2 separate regions of the Homo sapiens genome follow, and region 1 is linked to region 2. A link is a loop called in an ENCODE intact Hi-C map of the cell type or tissue named here. Cell type or tissue: endothelial cell of umbilical vein. All regions are shown on one strand. Each heading gives the region's core, and the rest is flanking DNA. Links, peaks and the distances in the headings are about the cores only. Region 1 has its middle 45 kb from the start of TAS2R16. Region 2 overlaps CADPS2 (calcium dependent secretion activator 2).

Evidence for each region. Peaks named below come from ENCODE experiments on the same cell type or tissue, not always from the same donor. Only the 100,000 strongest peaks of a DNase experiment are listed, where the experiment ranks them.
Region 1: it touches region 2 in a loop (5-fold over the local background); 5 of 110 quality-filtered maps call a loop at or near these places.

Annotation. Positions count from the first base shown.
Region 1 is chr7:123,034,780-123,047,180 of GRCh38, reverse strand. No RefSeq gene overlaps it. Among named protein-coding and RNA genes, the nearest start is that of TAS2R16, 45 kb to the right of the region's middle. In endothelial cell of umbilical vein, for the core only: no CTCF peak of the experiment used is centred there; a DNase peak (open chromatin) is centred at 5,930; H3K27ac peaks cover 2,070 bases.
Region 2 is chr7:122,797,451-122,809,851 of GRCh38, reverse strand. All of the region lies in intron 1 of CADPS2 (calcium dependent secretion activator 2), which reads left to right. Among named protein-coding and RNA genes, the nearest start is that of CADPS2, 83 kb to the left of the region's middle. In endothelial cell of umbilical vein, for the core only: a CTCF peak has its summit at 6,277 (motif pointing left); DNase peaks (open chromatin) are centred at 6,301 and 7,381; H3K27ac peaks cover 1,629 bases.

The sequences.
Region 1 (12,401 bases), core at 2,256-10,255, 240 kb before region 2:
CCACTCCAACCAGGGCAACAGAGTGAGACTGTATCAATAAATAATAAAACAAAATAAGATAAAATAAAATAATCTGCACCATAAACAAATAGACCTAATAGATATTGACAGAACATTTCATCCTTGGCTGCAAAATACACATTCTTTTCCTTAGCATATGGATGTTTCTCAAGATTATACCATCTGTTAGGTCACAAAACAAGTCTTAAAACATTAAAAAAAAATGAAACAATATCAAACATCTTCTCTGACCACAATGGAATAAAACTAGAAGTCAAAAACAAGAGGAATTTTGGAAACTACATATACACATGGAAATTAAACAATATGCTCCTCAATGATGATGGGTCAATGAAGATATTAAGAATGAAATTTTAAAATTTCTGGAAACAAATGATAATGAAAACACAACATATCAAAACCTACTGGATACAGCAAAGACAGTACTAAGAGGAAAGTTTATAGCTCTAAATGCCTACATCAAAAATGTAGAAAAACTTCAAGTAAACAATCTAATGATGCACCTTAAAACACTAGAAAAGGAAGAGCAAATCAAACCAAAGATTAGGAGAAGAAAGGAAATAATAAAGATCAGAGCAGAAATAAATGAAATTAAAGTGAAGAAAACAATACAAAAGATCGGCAAAAACAAAGGTTGATTTTTTGAAAAGACAAACAAAACTGATAAACCTTTAGCCAGACTAAGAAAGAAAAAAGCAAGAAGACCCAAATAAATAAAATCAGAGATGAAAAGGGAGATATTACAATAATATCATAGAAATTCAAATGATATTTGAGGGCATCATTAACAATCTATACTAACAAATTTGAAAACCTAGAAGAAATGGACAAATTCCTAGACATACAACCTACAAAAATTGAACCATGAACAATCCAAACCTGAACAGACCAATAATAAATGTAATAAAATTGAAGCCATACTAAAAAAGTATCCCAGCAAAGAAAAGCCTGGGACTTGATAGTTTCACTGCTGAATTTTACCAAACATTTAAAGAACTAATACCAATCCTCAAATCATTCCAAAAAATGGAATAAGAGGGAATACTTCCAAACTCATTCTATGAGGCCAGTATTACCCGGATAACACCACCAGACGAAGCCACATTAAAAAAATAAAACTACAGACTAACCTCCCTGATGAACAACGATGCAAAAATCCTCAACAAAATACTAGCAAACTGAATTTAACAACACATTAAAAAAATCATTCATCATAATCAAGTGGGATTTACCCCGGGGATGCAAGGGTGGTTTAAAAGTTTAACACCCAATAAAGCAAAAATTGCTTTATTGACTGAGAAATAGTGATGCCTTTCATTGAGTTTAATAATAAAAGATAAGAAAAAAAAAACTTCTGTGACAAGGATGAGTTGAATTGTAGAGTCCCTGCATGTGAAATGCCAGTGGGACATATAAGATTATATGAGATGTCAGTAGAACTATCAAATATTATCATTGGATATATGAGTACTTAAAATCAATTGGTAGAAAGTATAGATCCTATAATTATACTGGTTTAGTTAGAAACACCCTGACTGTGAATAACAAATACGTGATTTTAAAAGATAGGGATTTTTTGTTTCCCATGTAACATGACTAATTTGGATTTGGATATTTCAGGGCTTGATGCTTCAGCCCCAGGATGTCATCAATGACCCAAGCACCCTAGGCCTTTCCAGTCTTCTATTCTTTCTGGTGGTTTGTAATTTTAAGGTCACCATAAGGTCATAAAGTAGTTGTTTTAATTCTACACCAAAGCATCCACATCCCATGAAGGAAGAAGGAGGAAGAGAGCAGGACAAAGTTACATACTAGTAGAGTTTAGTCCTTCTTTCAAAGAGATTTTCCAGAGATCTTATCCAATAACTTCTATCCATACCTCTCTGGTTAAAACTATGAAATGTGGCTGCTTTTACCTGCAAAGGAGTCTTATGTTAGGCACATTGCTATTCCAACTAAATCAAAGTTCTTTTAGAGCAGAAAAGCAAGAAATCAAATGCTGGTTGCATTACTGGTAGTGCCTGCACTGTCCCCTATGTTCAACCTACATATATTAAAAAAAGAAAAATTCATTTGAAGGTTTATTTTAAGGACATGCTTTTCACCATTATATAATTTTTTTTGCACTTTCCAAAGCAATTTTACCTATATTTTTCTCATTTGTTCTTCACAACAACCTCGTGAAATCAGTGGACAGTAATGTTTTCCCAGTTATCTTAAAGAAGCAACAGAAAAACCTGGTTAGTAAGCAGTTAAAATAAAACTAGAAGCCCAATTTTATAAAATCAGAGCTTTTGATTGTAAAAACAAACAATTCTAATTTTTAACTGAATTGACAGGATGTTTTTAATATTACATAAGCACAGTTTTTCCACCCTTCAGAAAGTACAGAAATTATAGCAGTTTATTTCCAAATTGATATCAAAAAGGAGTCTACAATTTGCCTAAGTCACTCAAAAGCCAGTATTAGAAAGACATCCAAAGTCTCTTCAAGCAGATGCCAATCAAATATGTTTTGGAGTAAGGGGATAGCAAGAGAATGGATAATCAGTTTCTCTGTTCTCTCTGACTCCTTTATTTCCATATACTCCTTACTGTGATGAGGAGGGTCTTTGGTAAGACAGAGACTTCATTTGCTTCGTAACATGTTGCCATGAGATAAAATTGAACATGTGAGGCCAGGCGTGGTGGCTCATGCCTGTAATCCCAGCACTTTGGGAGGGAGAGGGGATGGATCACCTGAGGTCAGGAGTTCGAGACCAACCTGACCAACATGGTGAAATCTGTCTCTACTAAAAATACAAAAATTAGCTGGGTGTGGTGGTGAGTGTCTGAAATCCCAGCCCCTCGGGAGGCTGAGACAGAATCTCTTGAACCTGGGAGGCAGAGCTGACAGTAAGCCGAGATCGCAGCACTGCACTGCAGCCTGGGCGACAGAGTGAGACTTTGTCTCAAGAAAGAAAGAAGGAAAGAAAGAGAAAGAAAGAAAGAGAGAGAAGGAAGGAAGGAAGGAAGGAAGGAGGAAGGAAGGAAGGAAGGAAGGAAAGAAGGGAGGGAGGGAGGGAGGGAGGGAGGGAAGGAAGGAAGGAAGGAAGGAAGGAAGGAAGGAAGGAAGGAAGGAATTGAACATGTATATGGTAGATGGCCCATTCTGGGAAGGAAGGAAGGAAGGAATGAAGGCAGGAAGGAAGGAAGGAAGGAAGGAAGGAAGGAAGGAAGGAAGGAAGGAAGGAAGGAAGGAAGGAAAGAACTGAGCATGTATATTGTAGATGACCCATTCTGAAGAGACTAGGAAAAAAGAAGCCTCTTTCTTTGAGGAATGGTAAGAACCTATCAGTCTCTGACATGGCAATTGTCAGTAACCCTGACCTCAGAGACCCTGAAACTGCCCACAGAATGAAACTGGACCCTATAAGAGTATCAGAAGGCTAGAGAAGACAGATGACAATCTGGAGGAAGAGGAGGGCAGAAACTAGAGAAAGAGGATATCCTTATAGGAGACTGACTGTATCTAACAGTAAGGCAACTTGATGTAAAGTAATTTTGCTCACCTATGTGGCTCCATTTGCATCTGTATCAGCTAGTCAAAAATCTGCTCTCTTTCTCATAATGGACTGTGCTCAAATTCATTTCTGGATGTTGTGAACAGGAATACATTTATTTGTGGTAATAAAATAATAAATTTATGAAAATAGTTTTCAAGTATTGTTTGAATTATAAATTGCACTAGTGGTCATACCTATCTAGTAATGCCTCCTCTTCATAGTTCTGCACATCAAAAGAAAATACAGGTATTGATGCAACCAATCCATATTATGTATATATGGGTGTGTGTATATCTATCTATCTAGATAGATAGATATATCTATCCATATAGATATATATCTATATCTATCCATATATATCTATATCTATATCTATCTATCCATATATATCTATATCTATCTATCCATATAGATATATATCTATATCTATATCTATCTATCCATATAGATATATATCTATATCTATATCTATCCATATAGATATATATCTATATCTATCCATATAGATATATATCTATATCTATCCATATAGATATATATCTATATCTATCCATATAGATATATATCTATATCTATCCATATAGATATATATCTATATCTATCCACATAGATATATATCTATATCTATCTATCCACATAGATATATATCTATATCTATCTATCCACATAGATATATATCTATATCTATCTATCCACATAGATATATATCTATATCTATCTATCCACATAGATATATATCTATATCTATCTATCCACATAGATATATATCTATATCTATCTATCCACATAGATATATATCTATATCTATCTATCCACATAGATATATATCTATATCTATCTATCCACATAGATATATATCTATATCTATCTATCCACATAGATATATATCTATATCTATCTATCCACATAGATATATATCTATCTATCCACATAGATATATATCGATATCTATCCACACAGATATATATCGATATCTATCCACATAGATATATATCGATATCTATCCACATAGATATATATCTATATCTATCCACATAGATATATATCTATATCTATCCATATAGATATATATCTATATCTATCTATCCATATAGATATATATCTATATCTATCTATCCATATAGATATATATCTATATCTATCTATCCATATAGATATATATCTATATCTATCTATCCATATAGATATATATCTATATCTATCTATCTAGATAGATCTATATATATCTATGTAGATCTATATAGATATATATAGATATTTACAGATATATACAGATACATGTAGATATATATACAGATATATATATATATATATATAGAGAGAGAGAGAGAGAGAGAGAGAGCATACACATTTTGGTCGAAGAAGGAAATAGAAAAAATGGAACATTTCACCCTTTTTGCAGACTATAGGACCTGGATTATTTTTTGTTTGCTACATACATGTTAGCAACATTAATCTCCAGGTCTAAGGTTATAGCCACCTTGTCATGCTACCTGCATATCAGAGGTGCTTTCCAGCTGATGATTAATTTAAGCATCTTAATATATCTTGGAGAGTTATTTAAACAGATCAAGACACGAACTTATGACAACATAAGGAGACACAAGATGAGAAATAGAACTGGAATATTCTCCACTGTCTTGGTCAAATTAGAGCTCCAGTATTTTCTCCAAAATTTTTCAGAAGTTCATCAGTATCCATAGGAGGTCAGAGAAAGTTAAAACGAAATATAAAATAGAGAAGTATTGCTTGGAGGCCTTTTGGTTCTAGAAAAATAAAAAGACGTGACTATGGATGCAACCTCCTTTCCTGATGATCTTTCTTTACTTTTATCCATTCCTTGAGTTTGCTGATACATATGCTTTGTATAAGTCAATTATCTTGGTTTATAGTTTTGTCATTCTCATGACCAAATGTTAGTACAATGACAAAATTTGCTACATATTGCATTTCCATCCAGAAAACATTTTGATATTCCTGGCCAAAGCAATTGCCCATTATATAAAAGTCATTTATTACAATAATGATTATTAAATAAACTGATCAACTTTTGACATTTCTGCTTTAAAAACATCATTTCCACCAATCACAGTACTCCTTTCAACATTCTTCCTTTTGTGACTCATATGTTTCCTTTTCAATTACCATTCAATTTACCTTTTCAATTAATACTAAAAAACGTAAGTGCTATGACAATGTTATGAGAATAATCCCACACAAAACCTTTAAGAATTATATTTTCCATTAACCTCAATTGTGAGAGTTGTTTTCATTTTTTGAGAAAGGCAAATTCATCAACCATGAATCACAGTGGTTTAGGAAATGGAACCATTTCTTGTATTTGTGTGTGTTAGCTCAGAAACAATACAACCCAGACTTCTCTGAGCTGACCACATCTCAGTGGTCAGTTGAGTGCATCAGACCCTTTGACTTTCTACAATCCTTTAATAATGATGATTGCAGTTTTCAAGTGGTAAGTATTCTTGACAACTCAGTAATGTTTCATTCATATATATATGAATATATATATATTTGCTTCTTTTGGCAGGAATTGGATCATCTCTTTTGAGTTTATCTGTTCCTTCTGCCTTCTATTTTCTTCTACTTCCTACAGCCAGGAATAATAGAATGTGTCTTTTACTTTCATTCCGAAACTTTCAGTCTTTCACAAAAAATAAAGAGAAAAATGTCTGAAGTTAATGAAAGGCAATTTTTTCCTTTACCCACTGGGAAAATTGAAAGTATGACCTTTCCAAGAGACATAATGAGAGACAGCTTAAAGTCTGATAAAAAAAAATCTATGTCAAATTAAGTGATTCCCCATCCCATTATTGCTCATCAAGTAAGTTAGTGTGCTCAGTCAAGATTACTCAGGAGCTAGACTATCTTGTGCAATTTACAAATACTCTCTCCCTTGTCTCTGTGAAGTATACCTTAGTTTCAGCCCCATTACTTCTTCTGTCGTTTTTCAGCTTTCATCCATTAGCTGATCAAATTCCACATCAGACACCAGTAACCGCGAACACCAATTTCAAGCACAGCAAGTTGAAATGAAGAAGCTCTTAGCAATGTGTCCTTTACCTGAAAAGAGCATCTTCATTTCTATGCTAAGAAGAAAATCTGTGCCCTATTCTGAGTTTAGCTATGACTAATAATTTAACCTGCAGTTAGTCTAATTTTCACATTGTAAAGTAGGGATGAATAATACTTTTAGAGTAGATATGAGAATGGAGAAGGTTCCTATTATATTATCAATAAAAAAGATTAAAATAGGGATAATAATAATAGCAAGTAAATAATTGTTTTGGGCTTTAAGTGATGCAAAGGGGTTTCACATGCAGGTTTTTCATGTTTATTTTTTAATTTGACATCACAACACACTCAAAAATGTGATAGGTAATAAATAGTACAGTTAAGGAAACTTAGAGACTTTAAGTGACTTAATCAAGGTCACACATTTAGGAGTAATCAAAACCTTTACTAAAACAAGGTCATCCAACACCACTCCCCAAATGTCATTCCATAAATTAAAAATAATGGTTAAATAAAATTAACGATCTAAATATTTTTATCTTCATTCATAAAATACTGTTTCTTTAATCATTGAGAAATAGACTCTTTAAACCTGAAATGTCTTATAGTCCAGTCTTTCACCCCATCTAAATATCTTTTCTGCAATGTATCAGATGGAGGGTCCTCTGGCTTCCTCTTAAACTCCAATGTCAGATAGCATTCCACTCTATATATGACAACCTGTTCCACTGTTAGTTTGAGTTGTCCTAGTGTCTGTGGAAACAATATTTTCTTCTCTTTAGCTTCAAAACACCTATACCATTTGCACTCTCTGTATGGCACCCAGCCTGGCACTTCGTTATGTTTTCCAGACCCTCTTACTCCAGCCCACTGGAAAACACAGCTCAATGATGGCTCTGCATATATTTTAAAACAGGTTTCCCTTTGGTTTTTTCTTCTCTCAGATAGATTTCTCCAAATCCTCTTTTGAGATAGTTACCTCATTTCTCTCTAGACTTAGCATCTCTTTCTTTCCTAATTGTCAAAAGAACTTCCAGTTGAAATTTCAGCTCTCTTCTCTGTGAGACACTTGAAGACTCCCCTAGATATTTGAAGGCTTCACAGCCCTCTTCTGCTCTCCAGTGGGGATGAGAAAATTGAAGGCCAGCACTGTAAGTGACTAGTCTAAGAACACAAAAGTCGTGGTGCATGACTCCTGGATGGATTTCAGTGAATATCGTCCTATCATTATCATGTTAAAGACTATTCCTTCTTAAACTTGCGAATATGAAATGCTAAACAGTCTGTAGAATGTTAACAATCACTGAAGGAATGTGCTCAGTTGATTCTGTAGTTAAATTGTCATTTGGTGTACCTATTTCTTGGGGCTATAACTTGAAATTCTTGCCCTCTGTGGAAAATCACTACAAAGATGATTATCACTGTAACATCCTACAAGTTCATATTATTAGTCAAATGATATGCATTCTACTTCTGGGGAAAATAATTTGAAAGACCATTGTTGGAGCTCTGCTGATGAACTATGGAATGAATTTAAGGCAACGCCTAGGATGTCTCCTGGTTACTAAAATTAGGCTGTCTGGGAGTACTGTGAAAAACAGTATTATGTATTTACAGTGTTCTTCTAGGGTTTTGGTACAAAGAAGTATTAAATACACAAATATTTATTTAACTGGTATAATAGAGGAATAGGTTGTTTTGATTACTCCTCAAACTTTCTGACAAATTAAACATTCGTTAGCTTATGGAATACAATTGCTGGAGCAATGAAAATATTTGACGCAGAAAACTTCTTTCATGTGTGTAATTGCATGGTTTATTTTTAAACAATGTGTTTTTAGAAATATGGTAATTACACACACTAAAAGCTGGCAGCATGATAGCTGATAATATTAATATAGATTAAAAGAGTTTAATTAAGTAGGTATACAAAACAATCCTCCAGTTTTTCCATAAGTAAAAAGCTTAAGTAATTAATAATACAAAAATAAAGGAATAAGAAGTCGGACATTTCTGAGTAATAATAAAGGTTTGAAAAGTATTTTCAATGGTTGCAATTAAAATGCTATTGTCCATCCATTCCTGCTTTATAGTCTTAGAAGCTCTGATTAGTATACTTAACATCATCAAAGCACCCCCCTAAAAAATTTTTATCCTTCAAGCATGAAGATCACTAAAATATCTAAGAACTTTTTTTATTATAACAATACATGTTGAACTTAGAAAATGAGAAATATCGGGAAGCATATCCACAAAAATTAAAATTACCCAAATTCTATTACTCAAATGTGAAGAGTTAGCATTTTGCTTTAAATCCATTCTGTCTTTACCTGTGTCTATATATAAATGTAATACGTTAATTTGAAAAACTGGGGTCATATTGACAAACTGGGGTATATAATGAAGTATAACTTTTTTTCTCACTTAGGAAAATACTACAAAGGCTTTTCAATTTCCATATTATTGAATACACTTCTAAAATAATTTAACTAAAAATGCTGAAAGATATCATTGGTACATTTATGCTCTAATAAGCCAAATGTGGTGTGCCTGGATTTTTTTTTACTCGTTGTTTTACGTTCCATTTGTTGTTAATATTAACAATATTAAGTAGGACAATAGTCCCCCAAAAATGTCCTTGTTCCAATCACCAAGAGCGGTAAATATGTTACCTTGTATGGCAAAAGAGACTTTGCAAATGTGGTTAAATTAAGGATCTTGAGATGAGAAAATCATTCTGGGTTATCCAGGCTTCCCCAGTATAATCACAAATGTTATTTTAAGAGGGAGCTCTTGGCCTTGCAGATGGAGATGGGGTCATAGGCCAAGAAATGCAGGCAGCTTCTAGGATTCTCAAAAGGCCAGGAAATGGATTCTCCCCTGAAATCTCAGAAAGAATACAGCCCTGCAGACCCTTTTTAGCCTTCTAACCTCCAGAACCGTAAGATAATAAGTTTGTGTGGCTTTAAACCACTAAGTTAGTGGTGCTCTGTTAAAGCAGCAACAGAAAACTAATACAGCTACTTTATGCTGTTGTTATTACTAAATTATCATCATTTGTTTATATTTTCTGTTTTATGACTTGCCCAAAGCAAGAATTAGGTAACCTAAATCTGTTAGACTATAAATGCATTTGCTTTTTTCCTTCTACATTCATGAACGTATAACAGTCTTGACAATAGTCAGAAACCATCTGTGGTTATTACCCAAGCTAATAAAATCATAAGCCTTACATCAATAGAAGAAATAGATTTAAATACACACTTTGAGACACAGAAACTCAAAGATCTTTAGCTAAGGGAATTCAGAGACTATAGAATATAGGTACAACTAAGTTTTTTCATAAGAAATACTTTACATTTTTGAAGAACTGATGCACATTTAGGTGAAAGTTTCATTTCACTGAACTTTAATTCCAGTTTATGGTGAAGTTAAAACAGGGCTTAACTAGCGGTATCACAGGTATGAACAGAAAAGTTTAGTCAGCATTTCCACTAGGACAGGTAGAAAAGCTAGGTATTACCTGGAGAAAACAATGTCCCACAGAATAAGTGACTGGAGGAGGGCAGTAACCAATTTTCCTCAAATGGACTTTCCAGGCTTCCTTCATGAAACAAAGAACACTTGCGAAGAAAATGCCATACCTCACACGATGTATGAAGCCCGTGTTTTACAGACTCCCAGTGCAGCATTCAGGCACTGAATCAATCCTTCTGCACAGCAGATGCTACTTTGGAATCTATCAGTACAATGCCCTGCACCAATTTATTTTAGGAACTTGTTAAAATGAGAGTGACACTCTTCTTTGAATGGGCCCAATTTGACTGATTTCTTTAATAAACAATGAGATGGAAGCTCATGGATAACAAGAAACAGAATTCTGTTAAAGAGATTGTCTACTTACACCTTCAATACCTACTAAGATAATTCAAAATAACATTCAACCCAACTCTACTGGTGAGTCTTCTTTTCTCAAAATTTTGAACAAACATAGAGTGCTATGTTAGTCCAGGTTCTCTGAGATGCAGACATAAAGATAGGATTAAACGTGCAAGAATTGTAATGGGGAAAATGCCTACGTAAAAGAAACAAGCAGGGGAGCTGAAAGAGGCTGGGAGAGGCTGAAAGTCTGACCTTAAGTGAAGGAAAGAGTGAGAAGAGGCCGGGCGTGGTGGCTCACGCCTGTAATCCCAGCACTTTGGGAGGCCGAGGCGGGCGGATCACGAGGTCAGGAGATCGAGACCATCCTGGCTAACACGGTGAAACGCCGTCTCTACTAAAAAATACAAAAAATTAGCTGGGCGTGGTGGCGGGCACCTATAGTCCCAGCTACTCGGGAGGCTGAGGCAGGAGAATGGCGTGAACCCGGGAGGCGGAGCTTTCAGAGAGCTGAGATCGCGCCACTGCACTCCAGCCTGGGCGACAGAGCGAGGCTCCATCTCAAAAAAAAAAAAAAAAAAAAGAAAAAAGAAAAGTGAGAAGAGGTTTTGCGGAAGTATATCCCAGACTACAGTGCAATCTAAGGCAGGTTTGACAAAGCTATAGGCACTCCTGGAGCCAAAGTAGGCAAATAAAGGAGTCCCTTGTATCTCAAGAATGGGTCTACTTTAGCATTCCACTGCACTTAGTCATTAGCTAGGAAGAGCATCAGCATAAATGTGGTGATAGTTTTCTAATCACAACTTTTGGGGTGCTGGGTCAATTGTGCTCCCTGGAGTAGGAGATCTGGAGGCACATCCTTGGGGCTGTCATAATCTATACCTCACACTGTACAAAGTGTACTTCTCACAGCTTTGGGGAACAGTTCACCAGTTTTCCAAGAGCCATTCTTCCCAAAGAAAAGCTCAGAAGAAGGAAAGTAGGATGAACTAAAGCCGCTGTCACTGCAAACTGTCTTGGAACTCCTCCTCACCCTCCTGCACTTTCCACTCTGAATTCCTTCAGCTTTGCCGAAGATCTTAAAGGATTACCTGGTTCGGGGATGCAAGTCTTCACACCTGAAGGTTCTGAATATTTGGCAGTAATATCCTTCTCAATTCAGAGTTGCTGCCCACATCTATTCACAGTTACAGTGGAACAGGGTACAGCAGGAAGAATCCCAGGAATCACTTGGGTTTCATGTGCATGCCTCCCTACTCACATTCAGTGCCTCCTCATGATGACTGGGGTCAATCGTCCCAGGAATATGGTGACTCTTTCTTTCGCCTGATGGTCCCTGGGCACTAAGAGTCCAAAGCATCCTCAAAGAAGACATAACTTTTTTTTCTTTCTTTTTTTTTTTTTTTTTTTGGAGACAGAGTCTTGCCCTGTCGCCCAGGCTGGAGTGCAGTGGCTCAATCTTGGCTTACTGCAGCCTCCGCCTCCTGGGTCCACGCCATTCTCCTGCCTCAATCCTCCCGAGTAGCTGGGACTACAGGCGCCCGCCACCATAGCTGGCTAATTTTTTTGTATTTTTAGTAGAGACGGGGTTTCACCGTGTTAGCCAGGATGGTCTCTGTCTCCTGACCTCGTGATCCACCCGCCCTCAGCCTCTCAAAGTGCTGGGATTACAGGCGTGAGCCACCGCGCCCGGCCAAGAGGACATAACTTTTAATTCCATTGAGCCCTTGCTGTGAATCTCTTTGCAAGAATGTGTCCTGTTTGGGGACTAGAATGTGCAATCCTGCAGAACCCAGAATTGCAGGAACAGGAGCCACAAAGTGCCCCAAGTGATTTGGGAAGATGAAGAGTAGGACCATTCCTCCTTCTACTCCTCGGTTCCCAGACACGTGTATCTTTCCTTTTAGGGAAATATTGCCCTAT
Region 2 (12,401 bases), core at 1,626-9,625:
GTTGTCTTTAGAGTTGTATATATAGGCAACAAGCTCTTACCCTATGAGGGTGGACTGGACACTTGCATGAACTTATACATTCCAGGTTCTGTATATCCCGAGAATAACAAGACAGGAGGAGACATTATTTCCCACAGGAGTTGTTAGTATTTGACTTCTTATAATTAGTCTTTCCTTGGACCATTATAAAATTGCCAAATTAGACCAAAATATTTAACTGGGGAACATCATCTTGAATTCCTAGTATGAGGCAGTCTTTTTTTTTTTTTTTTGAGACAGTGTCTCTCTCTATTGCCCAGGCTGGAGTGCAATGGCACGATCTCAGCGCACTGCAACGTCTGCTTCCCGGGTTCAAGCAATTCTCTGCCTCAGCCTCCCGAGTAGCTGGGATTACAGGCACCCACCACCATGCCTGCCTAAATTTTTTTTTTCTTTTTTTTTTTTTTAGTAGAGATGGGGTTTCACCATCTTGGCCAGGCTGGTCTTGAACTCTTGATCTCATGATCCACCCGCCTCGGCCTCCCAAAGTGCTGGGATTATAGGCGTGAGCCACTGCGCCCGGCTGAGGCAGTCTATGGATGATTGTAGATTTAAAGAGATACCATATCACAAAGCTGATTCACACTAGGAGGTGAGGGAGCACACTTTTGTCTTAGACCCTTGCCATATTTTTAACTTTGCCATTTTGGTATTTTAAAACATTGTTATATGAAACAATATTTATACAATGTATATACAGAAAACCACATGAAGCAGATATGAAGCATAATGAGTTACTAAAGGCAAACATCCTTGTTTTGGTAACAAGGGGATACAGAGCCTTGCCAAGTACTCCAGGAGCCTGTAAGTGTCCCCTCCTGTTAAGAATATAAGGAACATATAGTCCTACATTTAATGAAAATTATTAGTATGACAATCTGAACTTTTATATACATACATATATCATGCATATTTACCATACATATATAAAATGAAAGATAAATAAGCTTATATTTCCTAGATCTTTTCTTTTTGTACTGAAAATCTGTAGAAACAGTAACCAATCTAGTGATAGTGAGCATTCCTAGGACCAAGATAAAAGTCCTGAAATAAGGCTTTCCAGAAATTCATTCAATATCTTGGTTGTATTGAAGCAGAACATTATTGTGGCAACTGCTGGGATTTCAGAAAAAGCCATAAGGGTACTATACCTCTGTTCAGAGATATCTGAACTGGATTTGTTTTACATTTACAAGGAAAACTTCAATTTATGTATAAGAAGTAGACAGTTTGACATCTAACTTCCTTGCCTCAAAGCAACACTTTTAAGTGTCTGTGTGGGCTGTCTTAGACCAAGCAAGTGGTTTATGTTTTATCACTCCAGCAGAAGGTAATGAAACTGTTATCTTGTGTATTAATGTTATACCACAGGACTTCATGTTCTTGATCAACAAAGTTGTCACAGTAGTTAAGATTAATAAGTGGCAGAGAATGTAACTGGGCTATACTTTGATATTGCAAAACCACATTTTACTTTCTTAATTCTAAATCACAAGGGTACGAACTGCAGAAATACTAATGTTGTAAAAACATGAACATAGAATGTTGCCAGGGAAGCAGTTTAACAACACACTGCACCATTAATACATATCAGAAAGCCCATATTTCCTAGCTTTTTTTTCTACAGAAGACACATAGAAGCAATAACCAATCTGGTAATCGTGAGCACTCCTAGTACCAAGACTTGACGTTCTGAAATACTGCTTTCCATAAATTTATTCAGTATATTAGTTGTATTGAAGTAGAATGTTATTGTGGCAAGTGCTGAGGCTTCAGAATATGTTGGAAGGGTACTGTGCCTCTGTTTAGAGCTATCTGAACTGGATTTGTTTTACATCTACAGTGAAAACTTTATATCTACGTCATTTGTTGAAGTCTTAATCCCTAGTACCTCAGAATGTAACCATATTTGGAGATAAGGTCTTTACAGAGGTGATTACATTAAAATGAGGCCTTTTTGGTGATCCCTAATCTGGTCTTACTGGTATCCTTCTAAGAAAAGGAAACTTGGGAAACAGACCACCTTCCCCCAATGCCCCCCATGCCAAGATTGTATGTGCACACAGAGGAAAGGCCATGTGAGGATATAGCAAGAGGGTATCCATTTGCAAGTCAGTGGAGGAGGCCTCAGAAGAAACCGGACCTGCCAACACTTTGATCTTGGACTTCCAGCCTCTAGAACTGTGAGGAAATAAATTTCTGTTGCTTAAGCCACCCAGTCTGTGGCATTTTGTTATATTAATAGCAACCCCAAAAGGAACAAACTTGGAAGGGGAGCCGCCTCCCGAGGCTGGGTTTCAGACCTCATTGTAGACATTATGATTGTGGCCTATTGGATGTCAGAGAAGTTTGCTGAGTTGTCCAGGCCAGAGTTGGTCCATACTTTCCAGTGGAGCAGAAAATTTCTCTCCAGATTATAGGCAACTTGAGGCTGGCAGGCCTGGAACACCTCTCATGGGTTCAGGTGGGCCCAGCCTGGTGGATGGACACATGGAGGGATTCAGGCACTGGGGATATGATCACTGGCTAAGTGATGTGAGTCTTGGAGCCTGCAGTGTCTGTGTTGGGAGGGCCATGGTGACATGTTCACTGGGCCAGAGTTGGGCTGGCTATGAACTTACCAAGGGTCTGTGGGTTGGGGCATACCGCTGGGGTAGGCCACCAGCACATGCCCCCTGCATGCACTGCTTGTAGCAGGGTGGCAGGAGCATAAAGAAGCAAATACAAATGTGCTGGAACGAGGAAAGAAAGCCCCTTCCTCTTGCTCTGTCCTTACAGTATCCCCTAATGACAAAACTTAGCATCATTTTCACTGCAAAGGAGGAATGCTTACTTCTAGTGTTCAGCTCTCTTTTTAGAAAATAAACAGTGGATTTGGTGCTAAGAGGCAATAGATTGATAGTTGTCACATGTATTCTCCCCTGTCCCATAGATTAACACAGTCTTTAAGGCTGTTTGGAAATCATGAAACAAAAACAAATTTTGCAACAACTTATTTTAGTTTTAATATAATCTGTCCTTAGATAATAAGCTAACAGATTTCTATATTTGAATATTATTAAGTAATCATAGAAGAAAAGATTACCTAAGTGGTAGGTCTGGGGGAAATTCTTAGCACTAACTTCATCACTCATGGTTTAGATAATCTGTATTATTTGTTGCAATTACTATGTTAGAATATTTCCTGGACTGCATTAATGTTAAGCTGTGAGAGAAAGATAAAATCATTCGGGTTGTTGTTAATAGATGGCAGGACTCTGATTGTCAATTTGTTTTTTAGACATCTTAAAATATTTAAGTCAGTGTTAAAGCAGCATTGGTGTTGTAAACCCATTAATTGTCCATGCCAATATAGTGAAGTAACTAAAGAGATAATTAATTGGGCAATAAATTGTAGATTCTGGCCCTTATTTCCCAATCACATTTCGTTAGATTTGTTTTTAGTTCTGTGGGTACAGTAGTAGAAAAAAATGACATAGATCAAATTATGATTATTACCAGTTCTAAACACTTTTATTTCATTGTAGAACTGAGATCATCACAATACTGATTTATTCATTCTAAAGTGAACACTAATCTTCCACATCCTCAGAGATATAAGGAAACATTTAGATAGTCAACTTTCCTAACTTGAATTTATAATTTTGTAAATTGCTTATGAATAGCTTCTAACAATGTGAGTCTCATCTATTGTGACTGCCACATTAAGAAAATCCAAAAGCCTCAAGAAATCAGGGCTAGTACTTCTTATTTATATTTTCAGAAATGATCATAAAACAAAGGTTTGCACATTCAGTGCTCTAATATAAATATTAATACATATAAAAATCCATACCTCCTACTTAACAGAGAAAGGGCTATTTTGTTGGCAAGTTTAAAAATATTTAAAACATCCATGAAGAGCTAATGTTACAGCTGTGTGCCTCATTTTGCTGCCCTATCCAAATTTAAGCATTCACAGGGCTGTAGCAAATTAAAGGTATCCATGTGCATTTTTTCTTCCTTTTGGGAGAGAAGTCTCTCTTGTGAGTTATAGGGCACGTATTTCCTGGTATCTAACTGGTGCCTTTGTGTATACTACCAGCATTGGCCTTTCACCAGCCCTTGACATTCAGAGACCCTCTGCTGTGGCTTCTCCTGATACCTGGTTGCTTGACTCATAACCAGGAATGGTGATTATGTGACATGTCTGAATTAAAGAGAAGGCAATTTTGGAAGGACCACAACTTAGGCTGTAAGCTGATAAGTATAGAGAGTTTTGATCTTTGGTTCCACTGTTAAAATTACTAGAACCTTACTCATCTGGACCTAAACTATCTAAAATATAAGGGAAGTAAACAATAAAAATAATTGAAGACCGGGTGTGGTGGCTCACTCCTGTAATCTCAGCACTTTGGGAGGCCAAGGCAGGCGGATCACTAGGTCAGGAGATTGAGACCATCCTGGCCAACATGCTGAAAACCCATCTCTACTAAAAATTCAAAAATTAGCTAGGCGTGGTGGCAAGTGCCTGTAGTCCCAGCTACTAGGGAGGCTGAGGCAGGAGAATCACTTGAACCCTGGAGGCAGAGGTTGCAGTGAGCCGAGATAGTGCCACTGCACTCCAGCCTGGCGACAGAGCAAGAATCCTTCTCAATAACAATAATAATAATAATAATGATTGAAAATGCTTTCAGCATTTATCAGGGTACCTTGCTGGGGGTTAGCTATGGGGTTACAAAGGTGATTCATGTGGCTCTTGTTCTTAAGAAACTTGTAGTTAATAAAGGAACACAAGATACATACACAATTATTATTAAATAATGTATCTCTAAATGAGTATAACAGAGTTCTCTCACTGAAGTACACAAGGTTGTGATAGATAAGAATTCTATTTACCAATCCCCAGAGCTTATTCATTGTTTCATGTACAATTTTAGTAAGCCTATTTAATTTTTAAGTATATGGTATTAGAAATAGCAAACAAATGAGGATAAGAATTTCTATAGGCAGCATAGTGAATTACCATGAAAAATGACAGTTGACTTCAAGGCAAGACATAGGAAATCTTACAGAGCATATAAGAATTTGAAAAGGATGGCAATCCAGCATCATTTGATATAGGAACACTGACCCTTTATGATGCATTGGGTCCTGAGGTGTCTCTGTATCACAATATTGAGTATAATTGCCATTCATAAGATAATTCCGCAGTTTAAGAAAGGCTTAAATTTCGCATCTTTTTCTTACACTACACACTCTAGTTCTACCAACATTCTTGACATTTCCTTAAAATGTCATTTAAGAAATTTTCTATTAAAAACAATAAATTAAATGATCTTCTGTCTTTAAACCAAACTGTCAGTGATTCTAAAATCATCAGCCATTCATTTGTATAGGATGTTAGAGAGCAGATGTTTAATTATATTGAGTATTTTCCTGAAAGAAAAATAAAATAACCTAAATGCACAGGTTATACCTGTGGCTGGAAAAATGCAACGTGCTAGTCCTCAGCAGTTGTATCTATTTGAAGTCATGACTGATAGCTAATGCCTTGTCTTGGCTTATAAGAAGTTGGTTTAAAATGAATTCATTAGTTTTCCCTTATGGAGAAATACTGGTTCTGCTAATGCCTTGGCACTGATGCGGGGAAAGGAAACTAAGTGGGCTAGGATTAAAGCTTCACCTCTAGACTTTTCTGAACAAACTAGAGTGCAGGTCAGTCAGGAACCAGAGATAAGAGAGCAGTGTGGTAGCTGGGAATGAGTGACCACAGTGAACTGGCCAAAGGAGAGCTGTCCCTTAAGCAAAAGCTTCAGAGTGTGCTTTGCAGTGTTTTTTTTTTTTTTTTTTTTTTTTCCATTCAAGCCTGGTTTTAAAAAGACAGGATAAGCAGCAGGTCAAAACTAGGGATCCTAAGTACAGGAATTCTCACTTTATTAAGTAACCCATCCCCTAGAGAAATTTGAATATAAGATGTGTATTAGGAAAACCAGGACTTAACAGGACTTAAGTGTAATCACTTTGGTTATTTTAAAAATGTTTTGATAGCTATCTGCATTTGACTTGTATCATGCTTAGTTGCAAAGTACTTGTTTTCTTCATTAAATTTTTATCACCACCGATCCCACAGACATACAAACTACCATCAAAGAATACTATAAATTTTTAAAATGAATCAAATGGATATCTGATTTCTTAAATGTTTTGGTTGAAGAGACCAATGATCAGAGGCATGAGCTGCCAAGCCACAAGCTCACCATCTAGTGGTGAAAGTTTCCTGTGATTTATGGCTTTGTCACATTTTCATGTGATTCTGATAGAAAACACCATAGAAAATGGCAAGCTCTGTGTCACAGAGGCAGCAATGTAGCGTTCTTTCAGACTCCAAAATGAGATTCCATCACAGAACATTCTCTCTTCTGTTCTTCCTCTTGCAGCAGCAGGGTGAGAATTTAGGGAGGTTTTGTTCTTGTTCCTAACTTCAAAGGGAAAAAATGAGTCTTTCTGAATTGTGATTTCCCTTTACAGAACAAATGCTGGCAACATTTACCTTTTTTCACTTAAGATTTTGCATTTTTTAAAGCAGCAGGACAGGGATTAAGTGGGTTTCTATGAGCAGCACTGAGTGTATTTCCAGTGTGGCTTGTTGAGTTCAAGGTTATAATTTTGAATGTTTTTTTCTGAGTTTATATATGTTGTGACAAAGGTAATAAGGGAGTTGGAGGAAGTGAAGAGGCCTGTTTTCTTAAAACACATACCTATGCATACAATAACAAACCTATATTGAGTTTTTCTTCCTTTAAATATAATTCATATTTTTTTAGAAAATGTGAAAATAAAACATTAAATACAAATAAAGTCATTTAAAATATATGAGTGGAGGTAATTGTTGTATTATGTGCATCCATATATGTCTTTTGTGCACATAAATTTGACTACAAAAATGGAATTGTGCTCTACGTTCCATTTGCTTTAATTCCTGTCCCTAATTGTTCTTCAGCAACATCAGTTTAATGGCTGTATATTATTCCATTGTATTTATGTGTAATTCTTTGGCTCTGTAGGTTTTTAGATTGCTGCTAATGGTGAAAGTAGACACGTGCTTTAAGAATTTTAAGAACAATAAGCTCATGTGTCAGTCATTGTGATACCAGCTATCTGGAAATGACAAGAGAGACATGATTTCTGAGCTCTTGGAACATAGTTCTGATGGGAGTGCTAGAGGGTAAGCATTGTTTAGTTGTTTAGAGGATAAACATCTCATAGATGAGATGGTCACAGTTTGAAGTGGATGATTGGATAGATCACACCTAGGGTGTATTATGGGCCTGTATGTGCTTGCCTACCTTAAATAAAGAAGTCCAAGAACGGATTTTTGGGGGCTGAGATCCAATGAGTGAGACTGACCAGCGATTACCGAAGAGTGGAGGTACACAGCATGTGACGCAGAGGGAACAGGAAGTGCATTAGGCAGGGCCTGAGGCAGGAAACAGCACAGCTTGTTCTAAGAAGGGAATAATCGTAGGTTCTCTGGTATTTCTTTTTTTCTCATTGAAAATGAATTGTAAATGCATGTCAGTTTTTAAGAGCTGAGCTTTTTTGGGTGCATTTGTAGGGTAATCAGGGGGATATTTCACACATTTACAGTATAGAGTCCTCCAAAATAGAAGTATGAAAACTCTTTACTTATTTGAGTTTTTTTAATGTCCTTCAGTAATTTGCTTTTATAAATAGATTTTATACATGCTGTGACACTGTTTAGACATCTTATAGCTTTTCTAAATAGATTTTATACATGCTGTGATACTGTTTAGACATCTTGTAGCTTTTCTATTATGAGAGATTTTTAAGTAATACTTTTTAATTATTTGAATGTTGATTTTATATTTGAATCTTTACCAGAGTCTTATCAATTCTAATAGTTTTTTAAAAAGTGATTCTCACCTGCGCAGAGTGGCTCACGCCTGTAATCCCAGCACTTTGGGAGGCTGAGTTGGTTGGATTGATAGAGCCTGGGGTATATAGTGAGACCATGTCTCCAGAAAAAAAAAATAAATAAAAATTAAAAAAAAAGATTCTCTTGGCTTTTTCATTTTCATGTAGTTATATAATTTGTTCAGGAAAGACAATTTTTACATTTTTTTCTTTCCTACATATGCTTCTTTTTGGTTAACATTTTCTTTTCTCATTGCATTTACTGAAAGTTCCATTATGTAACTTTATAGTAGCAATGATAATAGGTATCCTTGTCTTTTTCCTGATCTAATGGGAACATGTGTAATATTTCTTCACTATTACATGTGGTGATTTGTGCTAGATATTTTTTATTAAATGAAGGACCTTGAATACTGTTCCTTGCTTGCTAATACATTTTGTTAGCAAAGTGATGAATTACTTAGATCAAAATCTTTCAAGCACTTACTGATATGATCACATGGGTTTTGTCCTTTAATCTGTTAATGTAACAGATTTCTTTAGGAGTTTTTTTAATACATATTGGACCACTTAAGCATATCTGGTATAAACATTAGTAGGTTTAGGATTTTTGCAGCATTTCTTATAACGTACATTGGCTTTTGGTGCTGTCTTTGTCTGATTTTGGTTAGTGGATTATGTTAGTCTTACAGTTGAACATTCTGTTTTGGTCTCTATCTCTCCCTATATGTACATATTTTTGAGTATTGCTTTGGCTTATAGCATTTCTAGTTTTAAATGTGCTTTCTTTGCCCAGTTTTTATGTACAATTTTCATTTTAATTTTCTCTTTAGCCCAAATAGTGTTTTTCTTAATTACCCCAAGGTAAGAAGTTCACTTGAATTTTCTTTTTTTTTTTTTTTTTGAGGCAGAGTCTCGCTCTGTCGCACAGGCTGGAGTACAGTGGCACAATCTTGGCTCACCAAAAATCTCCACCTCCTGAGTCCAAGTGATTCTCCTGCCTCAGCCTCCCAAGTAGCTGGGATTACAGGCATGTGCCACCACGCCCGGCTAATTTTTGTATTTTTAGTAGAGACAGGGTTTTACCATGTTGGTCAGGCTGGTTGCGAACTCCTGACTTCGAAAGTGATCTGCCTGCCTTGGCCTCCCAAAGTGCTGGGATTACAGACGTGAGCCACCACACCCAGCTGAATTTTTTGTTTGCTCTTTTCCTCCTTTAGTTGTAAATTCTTATTTTACTATACTAGCTCTATTATTGAAGCCTCATATAATGTGGTTCCTTTTTTTTACTTCATGATCTAGGACCCTGCTATTCAAAATGTAGTTCCCAGGCAGTTAACAGCATTAAGGCAAATTCTCAGCCCCCAACCTACATCTACTACTTTAGAATCTCAATTTTAAGAAGATCCCAGGGTATTCCTATGAATTTTAATGTTTAGAAGTCACTGCTCTGGAACTTGATCAGTTTTTGTAAAGCTTATAGATTACAACAGTGTTTTTATTTTAAAAGCTTATCTGTTTATGAGGTAAAATTTTCTCTCTAATAATGTATTTTGGCAAGTTGTCGTGTTGAACCTCTATGTGCTTTTTATTTTGAGAAATCTGAAGGAGATGTTAAATTTTCCAGTATGATTCTACATATATCAAAATATTTCTCATAAATTTTATATTGTGAACCAATAAATGTTGAGTAGGAATAAAACTAGTATTATAACCGTGGATGTTTTTGCATGTTATTTTATTCAATGTTTAATATAGTCCAGGCACTGAACTTGCTAGTAGATAGTAAAATAATATCTTTTATGTAAATGCTACTTTTCCACTTGTTAAATACAATTTATGCCATATGTAGTGTTTGCATATGATGTGGTTTTCTACCCAGGATAACCGAGTAGTAGAGGTTACATATCTTTTTTTCTGAAGAGCTGCCAGAGGCAGGCTTTCAACAGTCACATAGCTTGTAAGTGGCCAAGTGAGAATATAAATTTACACCACCTGATTTGAGTTTCAGTGGCCTTTCCTCAATGCCGATAGATGTGTTGACTGAAAGAAGTATGAATATGAGACATTGAACAAACTCTCTATGATAGAAAGTGAACAGTTGAACATTTAAAAAACTTTTAATTGCTAGGTGTATTTTGACTAATATGAGTGCCAGTGTTAACATTTTAATCTCCTTGTTCAGACTCCTTTTGACACATAGATTATAATCTTGCATTTGATTCCATTTAAATTATTTAGGTTAATTGCATTCTAGATAGCTATACTTCTTTTCTTTTTTTTTTTTTTTTTGAGATGGAATCTGGCTCTGTCACCCAGGCTGGAGTGCAGTGGTGCGATCTCTGCTTACTGCAAGCTCCACCTCCCGGGGTTCACGCCATTCTCCCGCCTCAGCCTCCCAAGTAGCTGGGACTACAGGCGCCCACCACCACGCCCGGCTAATTTTGTTTTTGTATTTTTAGTAGAGACGGGGTTTCACTGTGTTAGCCAGGATGGTCTCGATCTCCTGACCTCGTGATCCACCCGCCTTGGCCTCCCAAAGTGCTGGGACTACAGGCGTGAGCCACCGCGCCCAGCCCTACATAGCTATACTTCTTAAAAATATGCTTCTGTCTTCTCTCAATCTAGAAAGAAAAGAATAATACTGTATCTGTGTTCTGTTTTTTCTGGCATTAGTTAGTCACTACATTTTAAGGCAATATTATTGCCAAGGCAATTGGCCAAATGTGAGAGCTGGTATTTAAAGGAAATGGCCATATTTTTGAATGGTGCAAAGACTACAAACTTGAATCTATTTAAGATTTGTTTATAAGGCACTTTCTTATTTATCTTGTGACTGTATGAAAATGTGACAGCATTTTTACGATTGGAAGACCATTTCTCTAAATGGGAGGCACACCTGAACAAATGATTGCACTTGTCCTCCTTGTCACAGGGATAAGGCTGTCTTTCATCAGGTGAACATCTAGCTGTCCAAGGTAACTGTGTTAATGAGAGCCTTCTACAAAGGAAGATTTCTTCCCCTCCTGACTCCCTGTCTTGCAAAAATCAAGCAGAAGTTGAGGCAAGTGTACATAAGTATTTTCTGTGAGCTCAGGAAAACTCAAACATTACTTTCATAGTGTAACTCTTTTATTTTCCTTCTGGAACAAGTTCTTGATGAAGTAGAGTTTATAGTAAAACAGAAGTTTCTCTAGAGTTTCAATATAATTAAGTCTACAAAAAAATTGCTTGTGATGGAGGCAATGGTAGAGTTTCCTACAGCAATTTCAGTAAGGGGCCCTCATTGAGACTTTTGTCAGAAAGATTTCCCTGTAATATTACATATCGAGTAAAATAAAAGTAAGCTTTGCAAAACTAACCTTTTGTTGGCTTTGTAGCATTTGGGATAATATAGGACATCTATATACATTGATGTAGCTGCAGAGGCTATAAACAAATGTCCTCTGGGTAGTCCTGGTTCCAGTTTAAATAGGGAGCTTAATATTGTTTCAGTTAATACTTCAGACTTTAGATGGCCTAGTTAGACTGTGGTGAAGTTTATACACTTATTTTGAACATTCATTAGGGAGAGTGGCATTTTACCTTGGTCTAGGGGCTGGGTGAACTGCAGCCCTGGACAAGTATTGATGTTTGGGTCAAGGAGGAGGATGTGTTTAGGGACGATCACAGCACCTTTTCCTCTCTTGTTTTTTCCTTTTGATAGAATAAGGAGTTAGGGAAGGAAAGGGAAACCTCATTGGTAAGAATTGTATTGTGGTGTTAAAATGTTTTATAGAGTTTTTTTTTAATGCAACAACTGCATTGGAAAACTGTTATTCAGTTTTGCATAAAATTGAACTTGCTCTGTGACAAAGCAGTTTTACTCCTTGATATATAACATTGAAAAAAAAAACCTGCACAAAAAAACTTGACACAAATATTAAATAAACATGTATAACTCAAAATAATGCAAATCTCTATGAATTAGAGAATGAGTTAAAATCATACATTCATATGATGAAATATTTTTATTTATTTTTTAATTTAACTTTTAAGTTCAGGGGTACATGAGCAGGTTTGTTATATAGGTAATTGTGTCATGGAGGTTTGTTGTACAGATTATTTTGTCAAACCGGGTATTATTCCTAGTACCTGTTAGTTATTTTTCCTTATCCTCTCCCTCCTCCCTGCCTCCACCCTGCAATAAGCTCTGGTGTCTGTTGTTCCCGTCTGTGTCCATCATTCCCCTCTAGGTGTCCATGTGTTCTCATCATTTAGCTCCCACTTATAAATGATAACGTGGTATTTAGTTTTCCATTCCTGCATTAGTTTGCTAAGGATAATGGCCTCCAGCTCCATCTATGTCTCTGCAAAGAATGTGATCTTGTTCTTTTTTATGGTGCATACTGTTCCATGGGGTATATGTACCACATTTTCTCTATCCATTCCACCATTGATGGACA